Regions from separate parts of the Homo sapiens genome. Here region 1 is linked to region 2. Evidence: chromatin loops called from intact Hi-C (ENCODE). Cell type or tissue: prostate gland. All regions are shown on one strand. Links, peaks and the distances in the headings refer to the core of each region. The heading gives the core; the rest is flanking DNA. Region 1 overlaps RHBDD1 (rhomboid domain containing 1). Region 2 overlaps NYAP2 (neuronal tyrosine-phosphorylated phosphoinositide-3-kinase adaptor 2).

The links. Peaks named below come from ENCODE experiments on the same cell type or tissue, not always from the same donor. Only the 100,000 strongest peaks of a DNase experiment are listed, where the experiment ranks them.
Region 1: a loop joins it to region 2, with 15 times the contacts of the local background. A loop is called at or near these places in 95 of 110 quality-filtered maps.

What each region holds. Positions count from the first base shown.
Region 1 is chr2:226,977,657-226,994,045 of GRCh38, reverse strand. All of the region lies in intron 8 of RHBDD1 (rhomboid domain containing 1), which reads right to left. It also overlaps a transcript of COL4A4 not described here. Among named protein-coding and RNA genes, the nearest start is that of RHBDD1, 150 kb to the right of the region's middle. In prostate gland, for the core only: a CTCF peak has its summit at 8,522 (motif pointing right); a DNase peak (open chromatin) is centred at 8,545.
Region 2 is chr2:225,660,553-225,676,941 of GRCh38, reverse strand. The region is part of intron 7 of NYAP2 (neuronal tyrosine-phosphorylated phosphoinositide-3-kinase adaptor 2); the gene reads right to left. Among named protein-coding and RNA genes, the nearest start is that of NYAP2, 270 kb to the right of the region's middle. RefSeq lists a silencer at 8,190-8,239. In prostate gland, for the core only: CTCF peaks have their summits at 6,400 and 8,123 (motif pointing left); a DNase peak (open chromatin) is centred at 8,151.

The DNA.
Region 1 (16,389 bases), core at 4,215-12,214, 1.3 Mb before region 2:
GACCCATTTGCAGAACCCAAATGTTCTGGCAGCACTAGCCTGGCTGGGAAGGGAGGGTGGGCAAAGCACAGTTAAGCCAGGAGGGAAAGCAAGTAAACAGTGGATCCCTCTTGCTCATTGCCCAAGAGTGGCACCTTTTCAAAGATGTGTCCATCTATGCATAAGCTGACATGGCAACTGTTAAAACCATAGTGAAAAGATGTTAGAGAAAGCAGTGGGAAACGGAGTCCGTCTTTTCAATCCACAGCTGAAGTTTCCGTTGTCAAAGAGAAATTCAAAAAAGCAGTCAAAGCCAACCCCTTTTTTATATTTTTGCTTCTCTACTGATGAAGATCCCAGTGCTTCCCCATAACTGATTCTCCTTTCCTGTTGAGAGCATGGGAGAATTATACCTCCCCAACCCCTGGTACCCTTCCTGACTAGAACACCCCAAAATAAACACCCCAAAAAACGTTTTTGCCATATGTATTTGTAAAGGAATCTCTCTTTGTTCAAAATGGTAAATGCTTTGAAATTACATATTCATGAATCAAATCACCAGTAGTTGATTGCTTAAAACTGTTTTATATGATGAGATCCAAATTCTCCTTTGCCTTTAACAGTTGTTTTTAAAAAGACTGGTCTTAATTGCACTTGTGAGTGCAGGCCAGGACTTGACACCTCATTCCAGATGGCCTGGGAACTCTGTTAGAACTAGCTGAGGGCAGAGTCAGAAGCAAGCTCGACGTGGCACCCTGACTCCAGGCCACAGGGCAGAAACCCATGGAGGCTGAAAGACTGCTGAGACTCCCAGAGGGAAACACAGAGTCCTCTGGTGTTTTCTTTAGCGTTTCTTCAAAAGAAAAAGCCCGCAGATTAATAATTTCCATGAAGGGAACTGCCTGGAGGAATTAGAAGGGGCAGACTAGGAAGATGCCCGAGGTCCAGCTCTCAAAAGGAGCAGCCAGCACACACGGCCTTGGACCCATTTGCAGGGCATTCGAGGAGAACCAGGGCTGAGCCAACCAAAGAAATGCCACATGCTGAAGTAGAAAACTCATGTCATGAGAAGAATAATCATCACACTCTTCTTTATAAAGCCCTTTCAAGGTACACTTCTCCACTTAGCTTTCACTCCCAATAGAATCATCTCAGTTTTGCAGAAGAGGAAACAGAGGCTCAGAAGGTGTTAGGGACACATCTGAGGTCACTGAGCTAGCATGAAGAACAGCGAACCTTCTGAGTCTTTTCCCACTTCCCCACGTGGCCATCGGTTCTCACACCGCAAGTGTTCAGGGTTGCACCTCTCACCATTCCCGCCCTTCCTGCCCAAACCCAGTGTCCCTTTTCTTCATGGATATGGACATGTGGGAAGCTCACTGCTATCTGAAAACAGAAAAATAAGAAGTTCCAGTCTAAGTTCTCAATTCTGTGGGACTCTGCTGATATCAAAGACGTAACTCTAAAGTTCCCACGTGGGTCTCCTTAAATTCCACTGGCTACTAGCATGGTTCGGCTTTCTAGAACCAAGAAGACCTTGGGTATAACAATACAACCCAAACCACAATAATGCCCGATTTGTAATCATGCCAGCTCTTAAGGGTATTTTAAATCCTTCCAACTCAGTGTTATTGATACAAAAGCCATCTTACTCTCTGAAGAATGGCCGAATTGCTTTGTTTCCAACTCTGAAAACTACACTGTTTTGAATATGAGTTGATCTGAGGAGAATGTTTTTAAGCATAAAAACTTATTTCGAAGAGAATCACAAAGTTGATGTCAGCCCCTAACCTACACCGACTACTGTGTGTGTGCTCTGCGTTGGAGCCACACTCGGCACAAGGCTTCCTGGCTGTCCACTCAGTCTCAGGTACACTCTGTCTTCTACTTCCCCACCTTTGCATTCATGTGTCAAATTGTTTCTATAGTTTCCACTTGTGTCATATGATCTACTACCTCTCTCCTTAACCTCCAGCATCCTTTGCAGGCTTTCTCGAAGGGTCTTATCTTTGTGTTTCTGATATGTACTCACATTTGTTCAGCACACAGGAAAGAATCTGGACAAGCTTCCTTGGGGTGGTAGGAGGTGTCCCCATGAGTGTAAAGGAAAAAGTATTAGTAGGGAATTAGGAGATAGTTTCCCAGCTCTGCCTGGGACTCGTGGAGACACCCTTCACAAGATGCTTCATTTCAGCAGTGTCCAGTTGACTCATACGTGAGAGGAGGCTACTGAAAAAGGGGACTTCCAGGGTCCTTTCCATGATTCTGAAGTTTGACAACCTGTGATTAAATCCCAACTCCTCCACTTTTTAGCTACACAACCTTGAGCAAGTAGGCTACCCTCTTGCTCTTGGTCTTAGTTTCCTTATCTATAAAATGGGAATACTGAGTAGCTCCTTTGTTGGGTTGTTGAAGGATTAGAAGAGATAATGCATATAAAATGATTAGCTGAGTGCCACATGACAGTAAATGCCTGCTGAACATTGGATGGTATGATTGTTCATCTCTAACATCATCAAGAATCATGTGCTAAATGTCTATTTGGTTCCTATCATTAATTAACTCTGTATAAGAGATATACAAAATGGGCTGGGCATGGTGGCTCATGCCTGTAATCCCAGCACTTTGGGAGGCTGAGGCGGGCGGTTCACGAGGTCAGGAGATTGAGACCATCCGGGCCAACGTGGTGAAACCCCGACTCTACTAAAAATACAAAAATTAGCTGGGTGTGGTGGCTTGGGCCTGTAATCCCGTGCTACTTGGGAGGCTGAGGCAGGTGAATGGCTTGAACCCAGGAAGCAGAGATTGCAGTGAGCCCAGATCTTGCCACTGCACTTCAGCCTGGCAACAGAGTGAGACTCTGTCTCAAAAAAGAGATATATAAAATGACAAAACCAGTGACTTCTTAAAATACAGAGCTCAATTCTGTTTGCAAACCCTTTGGCAGTGTTTTGTACAAAGTGTTGAGTTGCTAGTTACTAAATATCTGTCTTCTGAGAAATAGATATAAAAAGGTAATTAATGACTTTCATTAAGCAGCACGCTTTTGTCACATGAAGGAGCCTCTGGGTGACTGACAGAGCTGGAGTGTCCAGCCAAGATCTTCTTTTCTCTGCTTAAATCATACATTGGACATTTACAGGCCTGGGTGAAACGGCCCTGCTCCAAAGAACTTGGTAGAGAATATGAGTATTTATGAGCCTTGCCTCTGTGTTTTTGTCAATGGAGGTCAGCCCTCAATTTTACTCAAAGAAGCAGTGAGCATGCTTCAAAGAACCTCAGGAATACTTCCCGTGTTAAGATGATTTACCTCAATTACAGCACCAGTAGTAAGATCATAAAATTTATTGATTTGTGGTTCTTGATGAAAAACTGTTCAGTCCTCTACCCTTATGTAAAATGCAGTAGCCTCTGCATTTTACATCTAAGGGAAGAGAAGCAATTTTGTCCAGATAAGAATTGCTAAAAGGAACACCATGAGTTGATGGCCATTTTCCCTACCGTTCGCCATCCATGTAAATAGAGATGTTTGATTTGCTGCTATTCATAGATCCTGCCCATGATCTGATGAACGCACTATGCCATGCAGTGAAGTTATACTGGAGTCGCAGGATAGCATAGTATCTCTCCCTTAAATTAGGGAGCTAAAGAGGCAATCACTTTTTTTCTAAACCAGGAAACCTCTAAATAAATCACCAGTGTTCTCTGGGATTTCTATTGTCAGATGAGGGCAGCAGCATGCGACCCATGTTCTCTCTTTCAAGAATGTTACTTTATTAGCATTCCATGAACTGCAAAGCTCCCAAAATGCCTCCCCTGAAAGGATGGTTGTTAAGTCATTTACCGTCAAAGACCAAAAAGGCCTGAAGGGACCCCAGGTCTAACAATTTAGCAAGACATGAAAAGGGGAGATGCTTAAAGACAGTAACCACACTTTACTTTTTGAGTCACTAATTATAATATTCTCTCTTTATAAATAGTGTGAAATTAACTTAAAATGGTATAACTTTCATACAAATGGAAATTTCAGTTTTGGTTTACGAGAAAGGTAATATTTAGATGTGACTTTAGAGAGAAAACATTCGCATTTCTATCCTTCAATCAATCAAGACTGCAACAGTGGAGATTCCCTAATGCTGAAATAATATCTGGAATCTCAAAACAAGAAGCCTTGAAATGGAGATCTCTGTGATTTACAGTGGTCAGCACCCTGCATTGTGAAATAGAGATCAACTCAGCCCCTAGTTTACCACTTTACCTGTTGTACTTTTCTCTCCCCTCCAGTTGGTTAATTTTGGAGACCCTTAATGAACAAAAATGACTTAAAATCAACAGGCCATAATCCAGTTAACAATCGAGTAAGCTATAACATCAGGTCCACTATGTCAGGTCAGTGTTTCCTGCAATATAGACAAGATATGGTCAGACTTCTAGAATTCCCCCACCTCCCAAAAAAAGAAAGAAAAGTCAAAGAGACAAAGAATATTTGTGGGACAATTGCTACATGCTCACTCTGTTTACTGCTCCCCTACCCCTACACCTTGAAGTGTATAACTTGATTCATTTTCACAAACTGGACATGTGAGACCAATATCCAGATCAAGATATGAGGATATTTCTGAAAATACCACAATATTTCCTGCACTTATAAGCCACCACAAGCCCCCTTCCAGTTACTATACCCCGTTACCCAACAGTACCCATGATCCTGATTTCTAACTATAGATTTTTCCCCTATTTTTGTCCATAAGTGGATCCATACAATATGTATGCCTTGTGAGTGGCTTCAATTTACATTATGCTTGTGAGATTTATCCACATTGTTATAAGTGGTTTCTATCCTACTTATCCCTCCAAGTAGAATTTCTTTGTCTATTTTACAGGTGAGGAATTGAGGCTTAAAGATTTTAAGCAACTTGGCAAAGCCAAATAGCTGGTCAGTGGCTGAGTCAGGAACTCAAACCTAGATCCCCGCCTATTCTCCTTCAGACATGAGATGTTCCAGTTGTCTTCCTCAGCCCCTACATCAGCATGTGTAAACCTCCAGAATGTATTATTGCCTCAATTACGACTTGGAGACAGGGTCTGTTTAAAAGACAGCAGAAACAATGCATCTTCTGCCTTAAATAAGGCTCACTGCAAATAGTAAGGCTTTATTTTGGATAACTGGATGCATCTAGAATTAGGATCTCCTTTGACAAGGAGTAAGGTTTGGCAATAGATAGGTCTAGCTGCAAAAGTCAGCCTTGGTAGTTAACTCTCAAGTATTTTCTAAAATAGAGAACAGTTTGTAACTTCTTACAGGAATAATTCTCTATGCTCGTTCTATCTCTTAATATATCTATATCTATGTATATGAGGTCTGTAAAATGATAGAAAAAGTATGAAAACCCTTCGGAATATTAAAATCCTACCTTCCTCTCAGAAGCTCCAGGGCCAATGTGTCTGCTCGGAGGGGCAGCTGGAGCCCCCGGCCTCTTCTGATGTTTCTGATGCAGATTCCACACCAGTCCGCAGAGAGGGCCAGCCTGGCACAGTGCGGGCAGCTGCTATCCACCTCGCAAGGCCTGAGTCTTTGCTCAACTCCACTACAGGGACCCTGCAGCCTCAAAGGATTCCTTAGGTCCAAACTGCGGCCTGCTTCAGGCTTCCCAGGCATCTGGGTCCTTTGTCTGTTCTGACCTTTATCTTGGGGTCCAGGAGACTTGCCATTGTCTCTTTATGACCTGGTTTTCCTGCAGATGTTCAGGTGGGGCACAGTGGAAGGGAAGGACAGGGGAAGAGACTTACAGTGGCCTCCTCAGGGCCCTGATATGAGTCCTACTCCCAACCTCTTGCTTCTTGATCTTGAGACTGTCTTTGGGTAAGTTTTAATTACATTATTTTAAAAAGAAAAGAGTAGTGAGGGCAAGAGTGTTTAAATGATAATACACTGAGCTCAAAATAGAATAAAATATTGCCTCCTCCTGAAACACACTGGGTCCTGGCCCTGCTGCTTGCCACCTGCTATGACTTTCATCCTAAGAGAATGGTGGCAGCTGGATTCTCCCATTCTCAGCTTTTTAGCAGCCCTGGCCCTATGCACAGAAGTTTCCATCAAACAGCAACCATTGCCCAGTTTGCTGCAGTGGTCCTTAATCTGAAGTGTGCACAGAAATGAAGAACCTGTTCAAAATGCAGATTATTGGATCCCCTCCACCCCCTCACCACAGATTCTGATGCAGTAAGTGGTGGTTGGAGCCCAGGAACTTCATTTTAACGAGCACCCAGATGACTCTGTTGCAGATAATATATCAAGTCACTGAGAAATGCTGTGGCAAATGAATTCACTTCAACCAGATGTGGGTTCATATCTGGGGTCCACCACGATCTGGCACAGGTCACTTCCCTCCCTGGGCCTCAGGCCCCTCATCTGTACCCAGAGGGGGGCCTGGACCTCTGACTCCCACACAGAGGTTCGAGTGTCCATGATTGTTTTGTTCCCAGTGAGACACAGGCGTCAGGTGGTGGAGAGATGGGAGAGTGCAAATGTGTCACACCAGCAACCTGCCTCATTGGCCAGCTGCCTGAGCAGCTTCTCTGGAGACTGTTGCCTGTCCTACCAGCTAGCTGCTCATGACTTTTGGCAGCTGGGCACAGAAGCAGCCATGCTATGCTCCTTGGCAATGTCCTCCAACACATTTTGTCTCTCTTCAGTGCCGTCCTCCCATCCCAATTTTTTTTTTTTATACTTTAAGTTCTGGGATACGTGTGCAGAACATGCAGGTTTGTTACATAGGTATATGTGTGCCATGGTGGTTTGCTGCACCCATCAACCTGTCATCTCGTTATAAGCCCCAGATGCATTGGGTATTTGTCCTAATGCTATGCCTCCCCTTGCCCCCAGCCCCCAACAGGCCCTGGTCTGTGATGTTCCCCTCTCTGTGTCCATGTGTTCTCATTGTTCAACTCCCACTTATGAGCGAGAACATGCGGTGTTTGGTTTTCTGTTCCTGTGTTACTGTGCTGAGAATGATGGTTTCCAGCTTCATCCATGTCCCTGCAAAGGACATGAACTCATTCTTTTTTATGGCTGCATAGTATTCCATGGTGTACATGTGCCACATTTTCTTTATCCAGTCGATCACTGATGGGCATTTGGGTTGGCCCCAAGTCTGCTATTATGAATAGTGCTACAATAAGCACACACGTGCATGTGTCTTTATAGCAGAATGATTTATAGTCCTTTGGGTATATACCCAGTAATGGATTGCTGAGTCAAATGGTATTTCCAGTTCTAGATCCTTGAGGAATCGCCACACTATCTTCCACAATGGTTGAACTAATTTACACTCCCACCAACAGTGTACAAGCATTCCCATTTTCCACATCCTCTCCAGCATCTGTTGTTTCCTGACTTTTTAGTGATCGCTATTCTAACTGGCATGAGATGGTATCTCATTGTGGTTTTGATTTGCATTTCTCTAATGACCAGTGATGATGAGCTTTTTTTCATATGCTTCTTGGCCACATAAATGTCTTCTTTTGAGAAGCATCTGTTCATATCCTTTACCTGCTTTTTGATGGGGTTATTTTTTTCTTGTAAATTTTTTTAATAAACTTTTTATTTTGGAATAATTTTAAATTTACGTAAAAGTTGCAAAGATACTGCAGACAAGTCTATTCCCTAAATGTTAACATCTTACAGTACATTTGTCGAAACTAAGAAACCAACATTGATACATTCCTCTGAACTAAATTCCAGACATTTAGATCTCACCAGTTTTTTTCACTAATTTCCTTTTTCTGTTCGGGGTCCAATCCTGGAGACCACAGTACATTTTGTTACCAAGTCTCCTTAGTCTCTTTTGGTCTGTGGCTCTTTCTGAGTCCTTTCTTGACCCCCATGACCTTGACAGTCTTGAGTGGTAGCAGACAGATATCGTGAAGAATTTCATTCGGTCTGGTTTGTCTGCTATTTGTCCTCATGGTTAGACTGGGGTTATGGGTTTTGGTGAAGAATACCATAGAGGTGAAATGCCCTCATCACATATCAACGTGCTGTCAACATGACTTATCACTGGTGACATTAACCTTGACCACTTAGATAAGTAGTGCTTTCATCAGTTTTCTCCACTTTGAACTTTTTCTTTTTAAAATGAGTTCCAAGGGAATAAAGCTTTGGCCTTTGCCACTAAGAGTTACCTGGATAAACTGGAAGAGGTAGGAGTGGGCATCTCAAGGTGGCTTTGTCACTCTTGGGCATGAGTAGGATATAGTGGTCTGGAATCATCCCTAACCTTGCTGGGTTCTGCACCCCTCATTCCAGGTGAAGTGGGGTCTGCTAACGTTGGTGTGGGTGTGTGAATCACCAGGAGGGCTGTTTAAGAAATAGTTGCTGATTGGGTGGGCTTCCCACAGAGCCCAGGCCGCTGTAGTTTTAATGAGCTCCCGGGTGACTCCGATGTACATCAGCCTTTGAGAACCATTGAGCTACAGCTCGGATTTTTCTTGCAACTGAACATATCCACCCGAGTTTCATTCTGGTATTTATATCTGCCAGCAGGTGGAACCAGAGGCCTATGACATTAAATCTGCTGAAGAAAACTAGGACAAATTCCAGTCAACAAAGCATTCCGCATCGTAAGCAGAATTAGGGTTATTTTGAAACAGATGGGCGCTACAGAGGCTGCTGCATTGAATATTATGGAGTTGTTTATTGTCTAGATGGCCCGAAACCCAGGAGTTATTTGCCAGCATCTAGCAGTTTCTATGTCATATCAGAATTCTTCCAGAGCAGAGGAGACTGACAAGGCACTGGGAGAGATATAGATACAGATATGGATATGAATGTAGATAGTTTAACCAGTTCTAATCCTGAATTTCCTCCTGCTATTGTGCATGCTGCCTCGTGTTAGTGAGTGCTTTGCAGGAATGATCCGGAGCCTCCTAAATATGCTAACTCCAAATCAGAGGAGATAAACAGACATAATCTATGGTAATAAGACAATCAATCCTGGATGCAGTAATACTCAAAATGATCTATGTTAGGCCTAATCAGGTGGTACTGGTTACTGGCTCACATTTTCACTCAAACCCCCCACTTGTACTTGCCCCCAATCCTCCTCTTTGCTTCTGCCCCTCCTCCCCCTCCCCCACCCCAACCCCCAGGAGAGCATCAGAAGGGCGGAAGTGAGATAAAAGGCCCATCTAGCTCTCATTCTGACTGTGCCTGATGCCTGGTTCAGAGTGCACACTGCTGTCTAAGGACACTCAGAACTTGGTTTGACTTGGGGGTTTCTCTGGCCTAGCACTGAGTGAATGTACAAGACCAGGGCTTATAAATTGAGTATTCCATGAGTTCTAGGAATCTGCAAAAGTCTCCAGCACCAGTGGTTCCTTTCAGGAGAATATTTCTAATTCCTTAGCCTACGACCCCAGGGCGTTAGCTGTTGCTGTTCTGCCTGGTCCGCCTAGGCTCAGAGAGGTCACGAAGGCTGTCATGGACTCAATATTTGTGTTCCCTCAAAATCCATACGTTGAAGTCCAAACCCTCAATGTGATGGCATGTGGAGGTGGGGCCTTTGGGAGGTAATTAGGTTTACATGAGGACATGAGGGTGGAGCCCCCGTGATGGCATTGGTAAACTTATCAGGGAATGAAGAGGCCAGAGCTTGCACTCTCTGCCAATGTGAGGTCACAGTGAGAAGGCAGCCATCTATAATCCAGGAAGAGGGACCCCACTATAACCTGATCATATTAGTACCTGGAACTTCTAGCCTCCAGAACCGTGAGAAATAAATTTCTGTTGTTTAAGCCACCGGGTCCATGGTAGTATTTTGTTAAGGTGGCCTAAACTGACTAAGACAGCATCTTTGAAGTTGGCAGCTTGGCAACTGGTAGTTCAGCAGGTGCTGGCTGTCACAGCTGCTGGGCAGACCCCCAGTGATCAGAGCGGTGAACAGATGTGCTTTCTGGTGGAGAAGAAAGCACATCTTTCTTGGGACTCTGTCCTAAGTGGTGGCTTCATAATTGCCGGAGACAGCAGCTCCCTCCCTCCAAGGGACACAATGCCAGCTGCATGGCTCACCCTCCTATACGAGCAGGGACAGTTCCTCCATTCACAAATAACAAGATCCCCCACACCATTGCGTTTTGCCCAGGCTCTCAAATCTTCTGTTCAGCTAAAGGTATAAAGAAGCATTTTTGATAATATTTAGACCTGTTTTATTTTTTTCTCACTCCCTTCCACTTGAGTTTCAAACCAGAGAGATGGCCCAATTTCCAGTCCTTCAAACCAAGGATCAAGGGAATGTTTTCATTGACTTTTGAAATCAAAGACCATTTGAAATTAGCCAACATTTCCCTCAGAAACCTCAATCTTCTTAAAACACTCCTTAACCTTTGCACGTGAAAAAAAGTACAAGTAAACATCATCCCAAGCATTCAAGGAATAAGGAAAAAAAAAGACAAGCCAGTGGGAAAAGAACTTTGAAAAGGGACAAAAAGTTGGCAACTTCTGCTGAGAACAACCATCCCCGAGTGGTCAAGTTTAGGTCACCCTGGACAACTACTGCAGATAACCATGTGTCTTGTAAAACAAGGCTGTTGGGCCTGGGAAAAGAAATGGATTGAGGTGGCTGGCCCCTAGGCTAGGTGGCCTGACTGACTAGCAGCAAATAAAGTGAACCACATAACTGGCCCCAGGTCCCACAGCTACCCAATACTTCCGTGCCACATTCCCGCAGAAAACACAGCATGCTTCGAAGGGCTAAATACTAGATGCTGGATTTAGAACAGTGATTCTCAAATCCACGTCGGGGAGCTTGGTGAGAGGCAGATTCTAGGGTTCTAATGGAAGATTCCAGATCAATGTCTGTTGGGGGACCCAGAAATGTGCATTTTTTAACATGCACCTCAAGTGAGCTGGATGCCCACATGCCCCACTTTGAGAAACTCTGATCACAGGAATGCCATAGTGTGTTCTGTGGTTATGTTTGCCTTTGACCATTTGCACTAGCATGGCATTTGGTTTAGTACAAGTAGGTTTCTGGTGACATTTACTATGAGTCAAAGACTGGTAGTTTCCTAGGTTATGCTATGCTCAACCTTGGATGATGTAGATTTTAAAAGATAAAAGTGCAACCCAGCTATCCTGAAAAACACAACAAATACAATCGTTAGTTAAAATTCTATTTGTGATGACACTGGAGTAGAAGAAACTGGCCCAGTGTCACTCACCCAGTCCTAGGAACAAGGGAATTCACCTCTGGATCCCTGGTGCCTGGTACATAGTGGGTGCATCATAAATGCTTGAGGAATGAATGAAAGAACAAGCTAACACACCATTAGGGCAAATTTCAATTTCTGGCCTCAGCCACTAAATAGCTCTCAAATCCCGAGACACAAATAGTGAGGAACAGGTGAGTGGGGGCTACAAACTCATATACTTTGGAACACAATTCAGTCTATTTGTTTTGTCTATGAAATTCACAAGCTTTGCCTGGGCTCTGGGGTTCTGGCCACATTAAAGAACATTCAGTAGCTAGAAACAGGCTGAGATATGAGATGTATTACATCTATTGATGCTGAATGCTGTCTTAAATGTTTTAAAAGTTCAACTTATCTTTACTTTTTAACTACCATAAGCCTGATTAGTATATAACTACAGGTCCAGAAATACCAATATCAATGCATAATTACAAAAACAATCCCTGACCTAGGATATTGTCCCTGAGATTATCTGCGGCCTAGGAGAACACAGTGGTCCAAAGCCCTTATTAAAGCTGACAGCCACCTGGCATCCATCTTTTGCAGGTGGAACTAGAGGAAGACAAACTGCTCTGAGAAAAACCTGCAATTAGAGTGAGTTATGGCTGGTATCAAAGGTAACCAAATCATTAGGGGCAGGGCTGAGGGAATCACTGGGAACCTCCCAGCCCAACCCTACCACATGTGAGGCCTGTGGCCAGATGTGTGCTTGCTGGGCAAGAAAAGAAAAGAGGGCGGGGGGAAGTTGAAAATATGTGAAAGAGGAATGATATACTTATCAAAAGTATGATAGCCATGAATTTTGAGAGGCAGCAGCTTGTGGTTTAGGAAACCAGGGTGGGCTTCTCCACAAAGGTCTAGATAACTTGGACCATGAGGGCGATGCAACCTTTATCTGTTTGGAGTAGATAAGCTCCATGAGATACGTGGCAGTGAGAAGCCATCTGGAGAAATGCACAAACAAGCAGGAGCCCTTGCTCTCTGCACCCCAGAGCTGAGAAATTCTTATGTGGGTCAGAGTTAGCCTAGAATTGTGGTGGCTGGGAAGCCAGTTTCTGTGATGTGAAAAACTGTCTGAGAAGTATGATGGTCATTTTAAAACCACGCCTGTTTCTGTATTTGATGGCATTTAACCCTGAGTCTAATTAACCACTTTTTGTGTGTTCTTTTAGGTCTGATTAACTCATTATCCCTCTCCCAAATCCTAATCTTGTTCCCCATTAGAGAAAGTGTGTGTGTGTGTGTGTATGTGTGTGCATGTGGATGAGTGCATGGATGTGTGTGCCTGCATGTGTTTGCATGAGTGTGTGCTTGTGTGTGCTAACCTACAGAGGCAGGAGACAATCCTGTGACTGAAAACTAACATCTTTTTTTTTTTTTTGAAGTTCAATGAGCTCCTTTTTTAAAAAATTTTTTGAAGTTCAATGAGCTCCTTTATTTATTTATTTTTTATTATACTTTAAGTTCTAGGGTACATGTGCACAATGTGTGGTCTCGTTACATAGGTATACATGTGCCATGCTGGCCCGCTGCACCCATCAACTCGGCATTTACATTAGGTATTTCTCCCAGTGCTATCCCTCCCCCATCCCTCACCCCATGACAGGCCCCAGTGTATGATGTTCCCCACCCTGTGTCCAAGTGTTCTCATTGTTCAATTTCCACCTATGAGTGAGAACATGCGGTGTTTGGTTTTCTGTCCTTGTGATAGTTTACTCAGAGTGATGGAAACCTAACATCTCTTACAAACAAGCCCATCCAGCCTCAGGAAGGCCAAGGAGTGTCTCAGACTGGTTTTACACCCTTGAAATGGCCTGCCTCAGTCTCAAACTGAACTAGAATTAAACTCAGAAATTATTTTAAAATGGTCTCTGCTACGGAGAGATATTCAATAACAACAAAAAATGAGTTATTCCTACATGCCTATTAATAGACATTAATTATTTATAAATTCTAGTAAAATAAAACATTTTATGAACAGAAAAAGAAAACTCCAGAACTAAATTTTTTAAACATCAATCCCAAGTTAGGAACCTAGAATTAGGCTCATCTTGGGTAACTGAAGATTTAGATAAGGGAAGAGGAATATGTTGCTCTCTGAACTTCATTGGAAGTATCTAAATATGTGCTTTGGCCAGATAAAAAGCTAGCAGAGAAAGGACTATATGGTTTTAAGACCATAAGGAACCCTACAGATTTAATTAAGTGTGGATGGGAGACTGTGTATGAGATGCATCCAGGATGACATCATAAATATCATGCATTTCCAGAACACGAGGGGTGTCTTCAGGATGGTAGATCTGACTTGCTCATGTCAGAGATGGGAAATGGAAGTTCAGAGAAGGTAAATGGTTTTCCTAAGAGCTAAGAGGCACAGAACCACACCCCAAATCTCCCGTTTTCTCTTCCAGGCATTTCATTCTGCTTAGAACCTTGCTTACCAAATCTGGAGTGGATACCGGTGTCTTACAAAGCTGCCCTTCTGCTACCTCGCTCTGGTGGGGAACGAGAGTAGGGCATGGGTTCTGAATCAGAAAGAGCTGAGGTTGAATACTGGCTTTGCCTCTTATTTTGTGTCCTAGGATAAGCTACTTTATTCACTGATCCTCAATTTTCTTATCTGTAAAATCTAGCTCATGGGTGTGTTCTGAGGACCAAATGAATTAAAGGATATGAGCACCTGGGTCAAAGCAATGAAAGGTAAGTGGTGCTGACTGTTACACTAATGACCCCCTTTCCAGGCTGCCCTTCTCAGAAATGCCCCCACTATCCCTCTGGTTAGTCACACAAGCCCAGACCCTAGAGTCTTCCTTGACACCTTCCTCTTCCACTCGTCCTGTCCCCAAATTCAATCCATCAAAACCTGTCATTTTAACCTGAACATTCCCAAATTTGTCCATTGTTCTCTATCTGTCCTGTCACCAACTATGTTTGAGTCACCTGTATCATGGGCCTAGACCAGTGCCTAAACCGCTGTGATGGTTAATGTAGGTGTGAACTAGACTGGCTTGAGGGATGACTAGATGGCTGGTGAAGCAGTGCTCCTGGGTGTTTCTGAAAGTTGCCAGAGACTGACCGACATTCAAGTCAGGCGACTGAGAGAGGAAGATGCGCCCCAATGTGGGTGGGCACCATCCAGTGGATTGCCAGTATGGCTAGAACAGGGCAGACGGTAGAAGGGTACCCAGCCTGCTGAGTCTTCTTGCTCTTCCTCTCTCCTCCTGTGCGGGATGCTTGCTTCCTCTCCTCCTGCCTTTGAATATGATGAGCCAGCCAAGTAAAACGGGCTCCTAGAGAATCTCCAACTGACCTGTGCAATGGGAGGATGGGGTGGGGTCTCGGGAAGTTCCAGCCATTTGCAGGGGGGAGGAGCCTGGCCCCTCCTGTTCCTGGGTGGTGACCTGGGATTCAATTGGTGAGATGGGGGCCTGTTAACAGGAACCATCTTGCTTTGCTGAGTTTTTTCCTTTTTTCACCCAATAAATTCTGCTTTTCTCACCCTTCTATGTGTCCATAAGCCTTATCTTTCCTGGTTGTGTGACAAGAACCTAGTTTTTAGCTGAACTGAGGAGAAAGTCCTACAACAATGAGACTGCAGTTTCTTCAGCTCTTGGACACTGGGACTTTCAGCAGTGGCCTCTTGGGGGCTCTTGGGCCTTGGGCCTCAGACTGACGGCTGCGCTGCAGGTTTCCTTTGTTTTGAGGCTTTTGGACTGGGAATGAGCCACACGAATAGCTTCTTTCTTTCCCCAGCCCGCAGATGGCCTATCATAGGACTTTGCTTGTAATCACTTAGCTGATTCTCCATAATAAACTCTTTTTTATACATACCTACATCCTATTGGTTTCTGTCCCTCTGAAGAACTCTAACACAACCCTAAACCATTTCCCCACACTCGCTCCTGTCTTCCTACCAGCCATTCTCCACACAGTAGCTGGGAGAGCTTTTCAAAAACAAACATCTCTCCTTGCTTCATGTCCTCTAGCTCTTGGCTCAAACACAACTTCTCCAGGGAAGTGACTGTGTCCTCTGATCACCCCCAGTGAGGGTCCTTTGCCTGAAGCTCTCACAGGATCCCCTCCCTTCACAGCACATGATGCCATGGTTAGTGATTACTCGTGAATCTAATCATTTTGACAGCGTGCATTCTCACTGCGTTGTGAGCTCCATGGGGGCAAGGACAGTGAGGGTTTATGTCCACATTCTATGCCTGGGGATGAACAAATAAATGAACAAATGCAGGAATGGAAGGAGGTGTAGAGTGCTAAATATTGCCTTCATTATACAGATGTAAAGACTGAGGCTCGACGTAGGTGGGCAGTTTCTTGAGGTCTCACACCAGAAAACGGTATGGTCCATATGTCCAGGGGTCAGATCCAAGCCCAGCACTCTTCATATTCCGCCAGTTTGCTTTGGACACCAGTACACACATGTTTCCCTTTACCATCCAACCTTTCTCTACTCCAACTAGTGGCTTGGCAAAAAATTAGAGATTTTTAATGGGGGGCTAGCAGGCTATAGGAAGGGTTGTAATTGGTACATGGAGAAAAAAGAGTACAAATTGAATATTTGAATTTTAAAAAAAAGATGATCATGAAAAGGCACAAAATGTGTTGCTGTTTAGTCCAAGTGTAACAGCGTTCTAGAATTGTTTCTATGGATCTGAAGACAGATTAAGGGCAAGTGACTTGGCAAAAGGCCTAGACCTGTTTTCAGATAATTATCTCACAGTAGAAAAAAATAAGGGCAGTACAAGCTCCAGTGAGGACACTACACCAACATGACAGATCTAAATGGAACATACTTCTATGAGTCATTTATAGCTTTAAATACTATAGAGAAAAGAATGCATAAAACATGCCCAAACAGCCTCTTTTTGATGTGGTGAACTCTTTTAAAACCACATTGTTCAAATTTACGTTAAAATGCAAACTCTTCATGTTTACAATGGTACTATTGGAGGAACTCAATATAAAAGTACAACTGTTACATTCCAAAGACAAGACTTAGAACAATAGGCCAATTCCCAGTGTGAATTTATGAGCTGCTAAACCTCAAAAGATTTCTTCAATTAGCAATGAAGACTCTTGACATATTTGCAGCCTGATATAGGGGCTGCTCTTTATATAATTTGGGGTGTATCAGAACTTTTCCTTACT
Region 2 (16,389 bases), core at 2,926-10,925:
GTCACAGAATTATAAAAATCTATTCTAAAATTCATTTGGAACCAAAAAGCCCAAATAGTCAAAGCAATTCTAACCAAAAAGAATAACGCTAGAGGTATCACATTGCCTGACTTCAAACTATACTATAAGGCTACAGTAATTAAAACAGCATAGTACTTGATATAGTTTGGCTCTGTGTCCCCAACAAAATCTTATCTTGTGGCTCCCATAATTTCCACATGTTGTGAGAGGGATCTGGTGGGAGATGACTGAATCACAGGGGTAGGCCTTTCCTGTGCTGTTCTCGTGATAGTGAATGGGTCTCACAAGATCTTATGGTTTTTAAAATAGAAGTTGCTCTGTACAAGCTCTCTCTTTGCTTGCTGCCATCCATGTAAGATGAACTTGCTCCTCCTTGCCTTTCACCATGATTGTGAGGCCTCCCCAGCCATGTGGAACTGTAAGTCCCATTAAACCTCTTTCTTTTGTAAACTGCCCAGTCTACAACCATATAATCTTCAATAAAATTAACAAAAATAGGCAATGGAGAAAGGATTCCCTATTCAATAAATGGTGCTGGAAGAATTGGCTAGCCATATGCAGAAGAATGAAACTAGACCCGTACCTCTCACCATATGTGAAAATTAATTAAAGATGAATTAAAGATGTAAATGTCTGACCTCAGAATATAAAAATCCTAGAAAAAAAACAGGAAATACCCTTCTCAACCTAGGTTTTGTGAAAGAATTTATGGCTAAGTCCCCAAAAGCAATTACAACAAAATCAAAAATTGATGTGGGGCCTAGTTAAACTAAGAGCTTCTGCAGAGCAAAACAAATTACCAATAGAGTAAACATACAGCATATAGAATGAGAGGAATTATTCATAAACTGTGCCTCTGATAAAGGTCTAATATCCAGAATCTACAAGGAACTTAAATCAACAAGCGAAAAACAAAAACAAAAGCAAAAAATCCCAGTGAAAAATAAGCAAAGGACACGAATAGACATTTCTCAAAAGAAGGCACACAAGTGGCCAACAAACATATACAAAAATGTTTAAGATCGCTAATCATCAGAGAAATGCAAGTCAAAACCATGATGAGTTACCATCTCACATCAATTGGAATGGTGACTATTAAAAAATCACAAAACTACAGATGTTGTCAAGGGAGCAGAGAAAAGAGAATGCTTATACATGGTTGGTGGGAATAAAAACTAGTTCAGCCACTGTGGAAATCAGTTTGGAGATTTCTCAAAGAACTTATAATAGGAGTACCAACTGAGCTAATAATCCCACTACTGGGTGTATACCCACAGGAAAACAATTCATTCTATCAGACACATGCACGATATGTTCATTGGAGCACTGTTCACAATAGCAAGGAAGTGGAATCAACCTAAGTGCCCATAAACAGTGGATTTGATTTTTTAAAAAATGTGGTACAAATACACCATGGAATACTAGGAAGCCATAAAAAAGAACAAAATTATGTCCTTTGCAGCAATATGGATGATGCTGGAGGCCATTATCCTAGGCAAGCTATTGCAATACTAGCAAGTCAAATATTGCATGTTCTCACTTATAAGTCGGAGCTAAACAGTGACTACACATGAATGTATAGATGGGAACAATAGACACTAGGGATCACTAGACGGGGAAGGGAGGGAGGTGGGGGTGTGAGCTGAAGAAATGCCCATTGGGTACTATGCTTACTGCCTTGGTGATGGGATCATTGGGACCTCAAGCCTCGGCATCGGCAATTTACCCATGTAACAAACCTGGACATGTATACTTTAAACTATAATAAAAGTTGAAATTTTTAAAAAGTTCGATGGAAATTCTTTTACCACTAATAAACAATAAATTGTGAAAAAATCACTAATATGACATATGTGGCTTGTAAAAAAATTTCTAGTTAAATAATTTGAGAAGGTAATAATGGATAATCACTCACTTTACTATAGATATTAAGAATTTCATCCTTTCTTTCCTGTTAACACATAAGACTGGGGGCTTGCCCTCACTTTGCTGACACACAGTCTACTCTAAAATCAGTATGTTACTGGAAATATAACATTCAAAATACACCCCCTTTTCAAATTCCCTGAATACTGATGACCTCATGCCTTTGGCAAAGATCGACAGATCTCCCAACACTCCTATTGTGACCAAATTTAACCTCCTGTTCCCTCAACATACTGCCTCCAGGAGAATCTACAAATAGATGAGGTTCAAGATATGTGATAAAACATATATTCCACTTTTGACAAATATCGAGGGGCTTCCTGGTCTCCAGGAAAGGAGAAAAATCAACAGACTAATGACATGTCGGGGGTCATGGTCATAGGATGGTGATTCTGGATTGAGGGCAGTTTTCCTGCACCCTCTGCTGATTCACTTTGCATGTGTCTAGCTTCTCCGCTAATCACTGTAGCACCTTAACACACTTCTGCCCCTCACATACTCACAAGTCAAAGTCCCAGCGGGCAAATATAAACACAAAGATTCCTTGTCAATTTTTCCAAACACACTAACCCTTCCTACAGCCACAGCAAAGCTTCTAGATAAAGGGATGTTAAACTCTTCTGAGGGGGACTAATAAACCCTCAGCTATTTTGAAATTAATTTCACTTGCAAACACCAGAAAACATAGCCCTTCTTTGTACAGCATGTCAGAACACATTTTTAACCCCCAACTCCAAATACCACAACCTAATATACAATCAAAGCCCCAACTCTCTACAAGTTACATTATCTTCAAGTCCCCAGTCTCCTCATCAAAGTCTTGTCAGAAGAAATGAAAGTTTTTACTTTTTTTGTTTCCTCTCTCTCTCTACCCCACAGCTCTCAGAGCAGAAAGCTACTTACTGAAACTCTTTTAGACTCAGCTCAGGCGATTTCAGACTCCAAGCTTTGTGGCTTCACCTGACTTCCTCAGCCCCGAATGGGGTCCTCTGCTCATCACAGGGGAAATTTGTGAGCTACAGTTCTGAAGTCCATCTGGGTCAGGAACAGACAGCCTGCTTTGTCATTGTACCCAAGATAAAAGGGAAACAGAGGACTGTTGGTAGTGAGTACACACAGGACTGTAGACGGCTTTGTTCTTTTCATACTCCCTGCCAGGGAAGAGTGGATAGGAGGTACTATTCCTGGAGTCACAGGCTGAATGTTCTTGTTTTACCACATATCATTTCTCAAAGAAGACTGAGCTTTCTGACTATCCTGCAGATCTAACAATTGCTCTTTAATGCCAGAATCCTAACCCCAAAAGGGTTATATGACTGCAGCATAAGACATTAATTTGATTCACAGTGGTCAAGGTAAGAACCATATCACCCATCACTGCCTAAAGAAAAATTTAAAAAGTGTAGTTTGTAATGAATGCACAGCAATAATCCAAAGATTGTGTGTATTTTTCTAAAGAAATTGTTACATAAGCTTACCTCGTTTTATTGTGCTTTGCTTTATTGTGCTTCATAGACATTGCATTTTTTTTTAAATAAATTGAAGATTTGAGGCAACCCTCTGTCAAGCAAGTCTGTTGTCACCGTTTTTCCAACACTATGTGATCACTTATTGTCTCTGTATCACATTTTCATAATTCTCACAGTATTTCAAACTTCTTCAGTATTATTATATGATATGGTTTGGCTCAAACCAGATCTCCAAACCAAATCTCATCTTGAATTTCCATGTGTTGTGGGAGGGACCTGGTGGGAGGTAATTGAAGCATGGGGGCAGGTCTTTCCCGTGCTGTTCTCATGATAGTAAGTAAGCCTCACCAGGTCCGATGGTTCCATAAGGGGGAGTTTCTCCACAAGAACTCTCTCTTTGCCTGCCACCATCCATATAAGACATAACTTGTTCCTCCTTGCCTTCCACCATGATTGTGAGGCCTCCTCAGCCATGCGGAACTGTAAGTCCATTAAACCTCTTTTTTTTTTTTCCCCAGTCTCAGGTATGTTTTTATTAACAGTGTGAGAACAGACTAAAACATTATATCTGTTTATGGTGATCTGTGATTGCCTTTGATGTCACTATTGTAATTGCTTGGGGGCACCACGAACCATGCCCATATAAGATGGCAAACTTAATCAATTAGTGCTTTACGTGTTCTCACTGCTCCACCAACCAAATATCCCCCATCTCTTCCTCTCCTCAGGCCTCCCTCTTCCCTGAGACATGACAATGTTGAAATTAGGCCAATTAATAACCCTACAGTGGCCTCTAAGTGCTCAAGTGAAAGGAAAAGCTGCACATTACTCGCTTTGAATCAAAAGGTAGATATGATTAAGCTTAGTGAAGAAGGCAAGTCAAAAGTCAATATAGGCCAAATGCCACGTTTCTTGTTGCCAATAGTTACCCAAGTTGTGAATGCAAAGGAAAAGTTCTTAAAGGAAATTACAAGTGTTACTGCACTTAATATTTGAATGATTAAAAAGTGAAACAGCCTTCTTGCTGATATGGAGAAAGTTTTAGTGGTGTGGGTAGAAGATTAAACCAGCCACACATTCTCTTAAGCCAAAAATTAATTCAGAGCAATGCTTTAGCTCTTCAGTTATACGAAGGCTGAAGTAGGTGACTGACCTATGGAAGAAAAGTTTGCAGCCAGCAGAAATTGGTTGATTAGGTTTAAAGAAAGTAGCCATTTTCATAACATAAAAGTGTAAGGTGAAGCAGTAAGTTATCCAGAACATCTAGCTAAAATAACTGATGAAGGTGGCTATACTAAAAAGACTTTTGATGTAGAAGAAACAGCCTTCTGTTGGAAGAAGATGCCATCTAGAGCTTTCCTAGCTAGAGAGAAGTCAATACCTGGTTTCAAAGGACACGTTGACTCTCTTGTTAGGAGTTAATGCAGCCAGTGACTTTAAGTTGAAGCCAATGCTCATTTACTATTTCAAAATATTAAGGCCCTCAAGAATTATGCTAAACCTACTCTGCCTGTGCTCTAGAAATGAAAAAAAAAAGTGTGGATGCCAGTACATCTGTTTACAGCATTATTTATTAAATATTTAAAGCCCATGTTGAGACCTACTGCACAGAAAAAAAAAGAATTCCTTTCAAAATATTACTGTTCATTGACAATGCACCTGGTCACTCAATAGCTCTCATGGAGATGTACAAGGAGATTAATGTTTTTATGCCTGCTAAGATAACATTCATTCTAAATCCATGAATCAAGGAGTAATTTTGACTTTGAAATCTTATTATTTAAGAAATCTATTTCATAAGGCTATAGCTGCCACAGATAGTGATTCATTTGATAAATTTGGTAAAAAAAAGTAACTTAAAAACTTCTGGAAAGGATTCACCACTCTAGATATCATTAAGAACACTTGTCATTCATGGGAAGAGTTTGAAATATCAACATGAACAGGAATTTGGAAGAAGTTGATCTCAACCTTTTGGATGACTTTGAGGCACTGAAGGCCTCAGTGGACTGCAGATGTGGTAAAGTGGAAATTATAACAAGAAAACTAGAATTAGAAAGGGAGCTTGAAGAAGTAACTGAATTGCAGCAATCTCATGATAAAACTTGAACACATGATGAGTTGCTCTTTAGGGATGAACAAAGAAAGTGGTTTCTTGAGATGAAATGCACCCCTGGTAAAGGTGCTATGAACATTGTGGAAATGACAAGAAAGGATTTAGAATATCACATAAGCTTAGTTGATAAAGCAGTGTCAGGGTTTGAGAGAAATGACTTTAATTCTACTGTGGGGAAAATGTTCTCAAACAGCATCATATGGTTTGGCATAGGTAAAGGAGGGAAAAAGAAAAAAAAACAGCATTGCATTCTACAGAGGAATCTTTTGTAAAAGGAAGAGTTAAATTGATGTGGCAAACTTTGCTGTTGTCCTATTTTAAGAAATTGCCACAGCCACCCCAACCTTCAGCAACCACTACCCTGATCAGTCAGCAGCCATCAACACTGAGGAAAGACCTTCTACTGGCAAAAACATAGGACTTGATGCAGGCTCAGATGATCGTTAGCATTTTTAGCAATGAAGTATTTTTTTAATTAAGGTATGTACATTGTTTAGACACAATGTTTACACTTAATAGACTGGATTATAATGTAAAAATAATTTTTCTATGTACTGGAAAACCAAAAAATTATTGAGACTTGCTTTATTGCAATATTCACTATATTGCCATGGTCTGGAATTGAACCCATGATACCTCCAAGGTATGCCTGTAAACAATCCAAAGAAATCTTAGCAATATTGATTTTAATACAGATCCCTGTCATTCCAAAACACATGATAAACAATGAATTACTGCTTGATGCTGCCAAAATGATTGCTGAAAGCCTATGTAGGAATTTTTTTTTTTTTTTTTTTTTTTTTTGGAAAATACTGAAGACGTTTTCCCAGGAAGGACATAAACTAATGCAATAGCACCCCTTTGTGGTGACATAAGGCTATAAAAATCATAACCAAGACCATTAATTTGTAAGGGTCTTTTTTAGAATTTCCTGCAGAATTACATTGAAATGGCCTAAAGACTCATTTAGTAATCCTTTCCTTTCTCTTAGGCAGAACCACACTACTATCATCTCACCAATATGGAAATTTACTGTGGTTTTAAAGGTCTCCAAAGGAAAGATTGCATGACCTCTCCCCGTACAACATTCCAGGGTTCTGCTTTCAGGTCTAATAAAAATAACTTGACACACGAGCATGCACCCATTTCCTCTAGTTAAACCTGCCTCTTTGGTTGAGATGAGAACCAGATGGCTGTTATCCTTTTTATTCCTTGGCATCTATGTACACCAACTGTGAAGGCCAAGGATACAGAACCATAGCAAGATTGTACAAAATGGATTTGGTCAGAGGAAGTAATCATGACCTATCTATAAAACCTTCCAAAGTAGGGCCTGCAAATACCACTTCTGTTTGGAGCAGAAAGTGTTTTAGTGGGCCAGAATGTGCAAAGCACATTTCTTCATTTGAAGAGCTCTTCATCTTCCCCTCATGTAAGGTGAATCGCTGCAACCTGGGTGTACTTCATAACAACCCGACTCTCCTTGGAGGAGGTGTGCTCACACTGCTTTCAAACAACTTGAGTCTTTGGAATGATCGTATCTATTTATTTAACCTTCTTGCCCTTTGCACATCATCTGACTGCTGGACAGAACGGAAATAAAAATTGTTATTTTTCTCTTTTTAAAGTCTAACACAATTACACATTTTCTACTACTGAACTGAATGCTACTTTGAATTTTCTCCATTTCAGCATTTTAAATATTAATAAAATTTTGATTTTTTTGTTATTCACTTTAGCAGTTCCCAGTGGTTTTCAAATTATAGAACAAACTGAGCTCTTCCCAGAACATTCTGGATATTTGTTTTCATAGGGTTGACATTACAATACTGTGTTTCTTTCTTCCTTTTTTTTCTCACTAAATGATTTTTTAAATTGTAATCAAGAAAAATAAGTTGTTGAAAATGTAAGCTGCCAGTTTTATCTCTAGTTAGGGTTTATTTTTGTAACACATAATCAGTTGAAATATATAGAGATTAGCTTTGCCCATTTTTGTCCATACGAATGAGCTTTTAAGGGATGAATTAAACAATGGTGTCTTATTTGTAGTAGGTAGAGACGTGATGTGCAGAAACCTACGTTAAGGCCTTTCATTTTAAAACAATACAGGGTAATAAAAGCCAAATTCACGTGCCATAATGACTTTTGATCTCTTTTGTAAAAAGAAAGAGATAGAGTCATGAAAAATAGTAATAATTAACATCTGCTCTGTATGTTCATGTACCACATGCTTTATGCCTCAGGTAGATAACATACATTGTAAAAGAACAGCCAACTTCATGTTCCTGCCTGAAACCTCACTGTAAATAAAATATGAGTCAGACATTCATTATGTAGTTTTTGGTATTCATACTTGTCCTTAATCATCCTCTATTACGTCTGTAGTTAATGCATATGCAATCAATTTTAAGCCATTAGCAGCAAAAAAAAAAAAAAAAAAAAAAAAAAAAAAAGCAGGGGACACCAATTAGGACACAATTTTTTTCTTTATTTATTCCTGTGTATGTAATTACCTTACATTAATAGTTTGACTTGTCAAGTAATTTCTAGCCCAAATGAATGGAGACATGTTAACTTTGGAGATCCTCTCCCTCCCTCTAGTGGTGATGAACTGCACAGGAAATCTTCAGTATGTGTTTGCTCTATAATACCCAGGAGAGTGCAGCTGACACACACACAGGAAAGGACAGTGCATTGAGAGTAAGAAGAGAGGGGTTCAAGGCCGAGATCTGCCATTACTCTGTGAACTTGAGATTTCACTTGGCCTTTTGTTTCTCAGTTTTCTCATCAGAGATGGGATAATGATTATGATTTGCAGGACTGTTGTGATGGTCACATGAGAAAACATTAGGTCAAATATATTTAGACATCGATAAAACATAATTAGATTTCTTCTTTTTCTAAGAGAAAATACAAGAAACATAATATACTCAATCCACTGATCTGATCCTCTAATGGAAAATCTGAGGCAGCCCCCATGGCCTCAGTCTCCTGGTACGCAGAGTATATAGAGTAGACAAATCTAGAGAGAGTCTTATTGATGTTGTGTTCAAACATCAGTCCCAGTGATGAAACCAACTGATGTCATCTGCTGTGTGACTCTTGGAGAAGGTCATCACATGTAGTTTTCTTGCTAAGCATGGTGAACTCAAATCTAATCACAAGAGAACAATCAGACAAAGGGACATTCTGGAAAAAAAGCAAAATCGTTCTGGACTCTGAAAATGTCACTTATCTTGAAAGACTAATGAGGTTGGGAAGTATTTGTGATTCAGGAGATTTGGAGAAACAAAGAAAGAAACTGAAAACTATATGTAATGTCGTATCCTTGATTGGATCCCAGACTGGGGAGGGGTATAATATTGGGGCCCTTGTAGAGATTTGAGGATTCCCTTTATATTAGATGATAGTAGGTAGTAGTGAATTATTATAAATTACCTGACTGCTTTTTTGAGTTTGATTGTTTAGAAGAATACACTCGGTCTTAGGATAGTCATGTTCAAATATTCAGAAATGAAGTGACATTATTTTAAAAAACTGTATGTGTTTAAAAGCACACACATTATACTAGTCTTCCAACCGTGCATCTGTAAAGCATCTCTATTAAGGTATCTCTATTAAGTAGTTTCAAAAGGAAAATATGAAACAAATGATTGCTCTTAGGTATTCTATCCATTGAAGATTCATTTGGGTTAAGAATGCCCTCTTTTGTAATGCTAATTGTTCAGGGAAGGGCTCTCTTCTACAATCCCCCTGTCATCTGAGGCTTAAGTGAGATGATCTCAGGGAATCAGAATTTAAATTAAAAGGAGACAGCTCCTTAGCAAATTTCTGTTGACTTGACTTTCTACGTGAATCAGCTTCCTCAAAATGGGAGTAATAATGATCATGCTTATGGTTCCTAATTCTCCCAGAGCATTACCACATGCTCTTCATCCCCTAATCATTTTTCTACAATTTTTCCCACCTCAACATTTGTTAATCCTATAATGCTAAACTGCTTGCATTTCTCTGACAAATTGTATGACTTCAGACTTCTCACTCCTTTGTAAACTGTCTTATGTCTGACTGTAAAGGCCTCCCACCCACTCTTATTAAATATATATGATATTTATATTTATATATTCACACACACGTATTTGGCTTCTTTATCAGGCTGAAATTTCTTTGAACACAGGAGTTTGTCATATCAACCATCTTCAAACTCAAGCATCTAGCAGAATATCTGGTGTTTAGCAGTACACAACAAGAATTTGTTGGCTGAATACAGGAAGGCAACTTATAAATTCTGAAGTCTGAGGACTAAGCTCTGATTTTTTTAGCTTGCACAAATTCCTATCTAACGGGTCTGGAGAGTCATGCCCTACAAACCATAAATTCTCATCAGAATGGTTTTATTTAACCCTATATACCGTGACTTACTTTCCAATCTGACCCTGGCATAACATTACATGACAAAGAAGAAAGTCAAAATATTTTACCCCAAAACATGTTTCTTTGCTGTATTTTGAAATGGTCCTGCAAAGCTGTCCTCTGTGTGTGTGTTGGGGGGGTGGGGGGGCATGGAGGGGGGGGAATATGTATCTGTAAAGAATCTCTATTAAGGTAGCTAGATCTTTTTCTTTCAGGCCCTCCCAATCCTGAAAAGATTAAGAATCTAGTACTTTTTAAAGGTCCAAATAAGAAACATTTGTCATCTATTGTCTCTAAGGGCAGCCACTTTAAGACTTCAAAAGAACCTTGGTCTCCACAATCTTTTATCTTAACCTGAATATTTCCTTTCTATTGATCTCAAGTGTTTAAACAAACTCAACCAATTATCAATCAAAAAATGTTGAAATTTACCTGTAGCCTGGAACCATCCCCCCAACCCCGCCCAAGCTTTGAGTTGTCTCGCGTTTCTGAACCAAACCAATATATTGTTTCAATGTATTTCATTGATGTCTCATGCCTCCCTAAAATGTATAAAAGCAAGCTTCACCCTGACCACGCTGGGGAAATATTCTCAGGACCCCTGAGGGCTGTGTCACAGGTCATGGTCACTCATATTTGGCTCAGAATAAATCTCTTCAAATATTTTACAGAGTTTGACTCTTTTTGTCAACAAGTACTAATGTTGATGACTGCAAAATGTCAATGACAGTGATATATGTCAGTTATTGGTGTTTGCTTGGTGGTGCAAGAGAAGGTAGGCTACATAGGTGACATGGGACATATGGGGTGAACAATTTGGCATTAAAGTAGGTGACTTTAGCGCATGGAGACTTTGGAGAGAGAAGAAAAAGGTAAATTGGCCGAAAGTTAATTTTACACACACCACCCTTTTGCCAAGACCCCAGATGATGGTCTTCAGAGCTGTGGCATCTAAGGTTGCCAGAGCAGCATTAGAAAGTGTGCACCTAACAGCATCCTCCAGGGTATCCTTTTTCCCCAGGTCTAGCCACTCCACCCAAAGCCCCTGGGAATAGCTGAGAGGGAGGGAGTGGGATAAGAAGGAAAGAAGGTCGTGATGTGCTCTACTCTAGGCCACCTCGTTTGCCTCACTTACCTCCTGTCTATCTGGGTGGTGGGCTTTTTTTTTTTTTTTTTTTTTTTTTTTTTTAGACGGAGGCTTGCTCTGTTGCCCAGGCTGGAGTGCAATGGCACAATCTCAGCTCACTGCAACCTCTGCCTCCCAGGTTCAAGCAATTCTCCTACCTCAGCCTCCTGAGTAGCTGTGATTACAGGCACGCACCACCACACCCGGCTAATTTTTGTATTTTTAGTAGAGACGGGGTTTCACCATGTTGGTCAGGCTGGTCTCCAACTCTTTTTTTTTTTGGTCTCAAAAAAAAAAGGAGCTAGGGAAAGGTGGTGTGCTGCCCTCTCCTGGCAGATTTAGCAAATCTTCACGCAGCTCATGAGACTGTTCACCAGTTGTGTTAAAACGCTCCATTTTTGTGACTCCTATTGAGAAGACCAGCAGGACAGGAAGGGGAGAGACCTTCTTTCGGTTCAATAAACTGTAGTAGTGAACAGCTGTTTGTCACTGGGGGTGTTCACACTTAAAAACATTTTTTTTTCTTTTGCCTTTGTATTTGAATTTAGCTGCAAGAGTATTTTTAAAGATTCTATGGGCATGTAACAAGTGCTAAATCACCCAAGGAGGAGGTCTCCATGTGTTTAGGGAACCTGCTCAGCAAAGCCAGGGCAGAACTATAGAAAAAAAAAGAGCAAAGTTCAGCTTCAATAAACTTATGCAAAATTTTGTAAAGAGAAAATCTAAATAAAGTTAAGTAAAATGTATGGAGAAATTATGTAAGGTTTGTGCTATTTGCAAAGGTAAAATTCTATATTATTTGTGGAGAGAAGGCTTCATAATCCCTTCTGTTCTCAGAGACTATAAATGTCTTAATTTACTCCAATCATAGTTCATGTTCTGCCTTAAATATATACTTGTATCACTCGAGTATGGAATGTCTTTCTAGAATTGTTTCCATGATAGTTTCTCCTAATATTCATAAACCTTTGGGGGTTTTTGTTTGTTTGTTTGTTTTTGAGATGGACTCTCGCTCTGTCGCCCAGGCTGGAGTGCAGTGCCGTGATAGCTCACTGCAAGCTCTGCCTCCCAGGTTCACGCCATTCTCCTGCCTCAGCCTCCCAAGTAGCTGGAACTACAGGCGCCCGCCACCACGCCCGGCTAATTTTTTTTGTATTTTTAGTAGAGACGGGGTTTCACCATGTTCGCCAGGATGATCCTGGTCTCGATCTCCTGACCTCGTGATCCAACCACCTCTGCCTCCCAAAGTGCTGGGATTACAGGCATAAGCCACCGTGCCCGGCCGCATTTCAGTTCTATTCTCTAATTTTTCTCTCTCATCCTCAGTAAGTAGGTAAAACTTGTAAGTAACTAGCTGAGGTGGGCCTATGTGATGACTGTGTGCAGAGCCACAGTCAACAGTCCCAATGTGTCTGCAAGTTATTATAACAGTGATACAATGACATACTAATCCGTTTCCACTGTTAGCAATTATTTATTCATTCAATATGTATTGAGACAGCAAGAGATTTCCAGGATAAAAATAGACATTCCCAGCCCTCAAGAAGCCTCCATTCTAATGCAAACAATTATAAGCTGAATTTTTGGAATCCATACATGCTCCTTGGAAAAATGCAAAAAGCATTCCATGGTTGGATATATTTGAGAAACATAAGCAATATTATATCCCTCGCTTTGCAATTTCCGGTGCACATCAGCAAATTTGAAACTCAGATAGTAGCAAAATTTACTTAACTTGACTTTCCCCACACTGCTTTACTGTGTAATAGAGTTCCTCTCTGATGCAAAAATAAGGCCTTTCATGGTTATGACAGTAAGTACAGGGAAGAGACAGAGAAGGGAGAGCTGCTTGGGAAAGATAAAAAAGCCTTGTGGATGGGAGAGCACACTTGATCCCAGACTTGACAAATAAGCAATAGTTTGCCAGGAGTCAAGGACTAGGGAGGGTGTTCCAAGAAGAAGGAAGAGTCAGGCAACTCTTGGAGGCATGCCAGGAATATTTAAAAGTGATACAGGGCCGGGCGCAGTGGTTCACATCTGTAATCCCAGCACTTTGGGAGGCTGAGGCAGGCAGATCACAAGGTCAAGAGATCAAGACCATCCTGGCCAACATGGTGAAACCCCGTCTCTACTAAAAATACAAAAATTAGCCAGGCGTGGTGGTGTGCACCTGTAATCCCAGCTACTTGGGAGGCTAAGGCAGGAGAATCGCTTGAACCTGGGAGGCGGAGGTTGCAGTGAGCTGAGATCATGACATTGCACTCCAGCCTGGGTGACACAGTGAGACTCTGTCTCAGAAAAAAGAAAAAAAAAGTGAGAAAGAACTGTGGTGGGTGTGTGGATGAACCTGAGGTGTAGCAGGTGAATGGAGGCAGGTAATGGATAAGGAAGCTGAACAGGAAAACCAGGGCCAGGTCACACAGGGCCTTGAAATCCAAGCAAAGTTGTTTGTGATTCATGCTGTGGGCAGTGGGCACCTTTAAGTATTTTGCATGGAGGAACTCAACTACAATCACTCTTTTGCTGCTGTGAAGAATGGATCTGGGAACAGAGGGTGAGTTTAGAGGCTGGAGCTGGGAAAATGGGTGAGAGATGCTAAACCTGTGATCAAACTGCAGAGTCATCTTGCGAGACTTGTTTGGATTCAAGAGAAAAAAAGCACAAATCATAAAGATGCTGGAGTGGCCCCAGTCCCCTTCTGTACTGGTTTCCTGGGCCCATCTTGCTTCTCCCTAGTGCTCCATGCATGCTTACAGTAAAAACAGTGCTTTGTACTTTTTTGCTCAAAGAAAATGTTAAAAATAGCCCATGTTTTAAATAAACGAATGACTGAAAATGAACACATTTAACACTTCTGGTCTAAAGTGTGCTTTTGTATTCATTATTTATTTTATATGGAGGTAGAAATCAAAATACTTGGAAATTCCGCGAGGCCTGGAGACTGCGATCGTCGGATATGAGTGTTTGCTTTCTCCAAGGGTAGGTCCCTTGTTTCATTATTTAGGTTTATATCAGACAAGTGACAGTACAGATTGTGTTCCTTCCTAGATCGTTCCTTGAATGATAAGCAACTTCAGCTCTATTGGTTTCTCCCGAAAAACCTCTACCCCTTTCATATGCAAAGTTGATTGGGTTGGGTAGGATTACTCCTGACACCTTTTGGTCCTTCAAATAACTTTCTCATTTTCTGGGAAAGAAGTCATTAAATGCAGCATTCCAAATGCCATCCCTGTCAAAATAGCTGACAACTAGGGATTATTAACTAGCTCTAATGCAGCATTTACTTTAGAAAACAAATGCTTTGACATGACAGTACAGTTGGGGTTCCCCCCTCCCACTTTAAAGTGTCTGTTCGTAGGATTCTGTGGAAGTCCAGAAGCCAGATACATTTTGGTGAATACGTCTTGGTCTTTTGTGTTGTTGGTTAAATCTACAACAGTACTCTGGAAGCTGATATCTATGTGTGCATGTGTGGGCGAGGATATGTTTTCTTTTCAGAATGTGGAAAGGGTTCGATGTGCTCAAGTGTTAATATCCACAGACACTTGTGCACATGCACAGCTGCAGGGCTGATGTCCCATGGCACTAGTCCATGGTCCACAAAAATGTAATAACCGATGAATGGAACTTAGCTTTCTTCCAGAAGTTACTTTCCCAACCTCATGTCAACTTTGGAGATTTTGCTCTTGGTTGGCACTCTGCTTATTTGAAGTCCTAGTTGAATTTGTCCTCTGCTATGACATTTTAGTCTCAAAAAGTCAAAAGGCAAGACCTGGGAAATTGAAGAGTGATTAAATAAATGGATGAAAGTGAAGGAAAATAAGTTTTAGAATGGGAGCAAATTCAGGGGCAGGTGCAGTGGCTCACGCCTGTAATTCCAGCACTTTGGGAGGCCGAGGTGGGCAGATCACTTGAGGTCAGGAGTTCGAGACCAGCCTGGCCAACATGGTGAAACCCTGTGTGTATTAAAAATACAAAAATTAGCCAGGTGTGGTGGTGCATGTCTGTAATCCCAACTACTTGGGAGGCTGAGGCAGGAGAATCACGTGAACCCAAAAGGTGGAAGTTGCAGTGAGCAGAGATCATGCCACTGCACTCCGGCCTGGGTGACAGAGCTAGACTCCGCCTCAGAAAAAAAAAAAAAGAGAGAGCAAATTCAAAAAGGAAGTTATATATGAGGCAACTATGCATAAAGCAGGGGTTTGATAGATAGAACTACCTGGTTTTATATCTTACATCCATAAAGCCACTCACTGGTTATAAGACCTTCAATAGGTAACAGAAACTGTTTAGCCAAAAATTTTATCATCAGTGAAACGGGTATAATATTACCTACTTCAAAAGTGTGCTGTAAGAACAACATTAGATAATACAGCATTCTGAGCACTCTGGCAAACACATAAGAAGCTCTCAACAAAAGCTATTTTAGGAATCCAATTTATCTGGAGAAGTGTTTTCAACCTGAAGGATAATGTTCATTTGCAGCACAGAATGAAGAATGAAGATTTGTCCAGCAGGTGAGCTGGGTGCTAGTGCTAAAGATCTCTAGTGTTTCTTGAGTAAAAAACTCATGGCAAAGACATATTTATTATTCTGAATGAAGGGTACTGCCACTCTGAGCCAGTACTAACAGCATGTAAACATTTATTCCTAATGCACATGCAATTTAAGTTGGAGGTAAATTTACCCACAAGTTAGCAAGAATACTATTTTCCGGAAAGACTCTCAAGCTATCTGTTTCAAACATGTTAATGGAAAACAAAAGAAATCAAGAAGGAATTTTTCCATTTAACCAGTCATGCTTTTTTCTGTTCTTTTCCTTTTCAGTTGGCAAAAGAGGGATAATGATCTCCTTTCCTGGAAACTCAGGTTGAATTAAGGGATTTACAATGCACAGAAGATGTCATAAATCCTAATGAAAACAGCTGCACATATTCATAAATAATGCATAGCACTCTGAGATCAGTAGCTGTGATTCATTTTTCCCCTAAGTATTATTTTTAAAGGCATACTATTTAAAAGTTAGAGAACCTAAAATTGCAAGATTAAAGTAACGAAAAAAATTCAAAACAAAAATCATCAGCAGATTTTGTCATAGATTTCTACAGGCGTTTTGCTTATTATCCCAAACAACGCATACATCTTCTGTGTCATAAAACAGTTTTGTTTGATTCAATTTTTGAAAGCCAAGTATAGATTCCAAAGTGCGCTACAGACGCTAGGTGGCGCCATGTATCCACCTAGTGTTATGCTGTGTTTCCACAGGCTGAGTTGGCCCGCCCCATCTGAAGCCAGACATTCGTTTTAATAGTTAAATC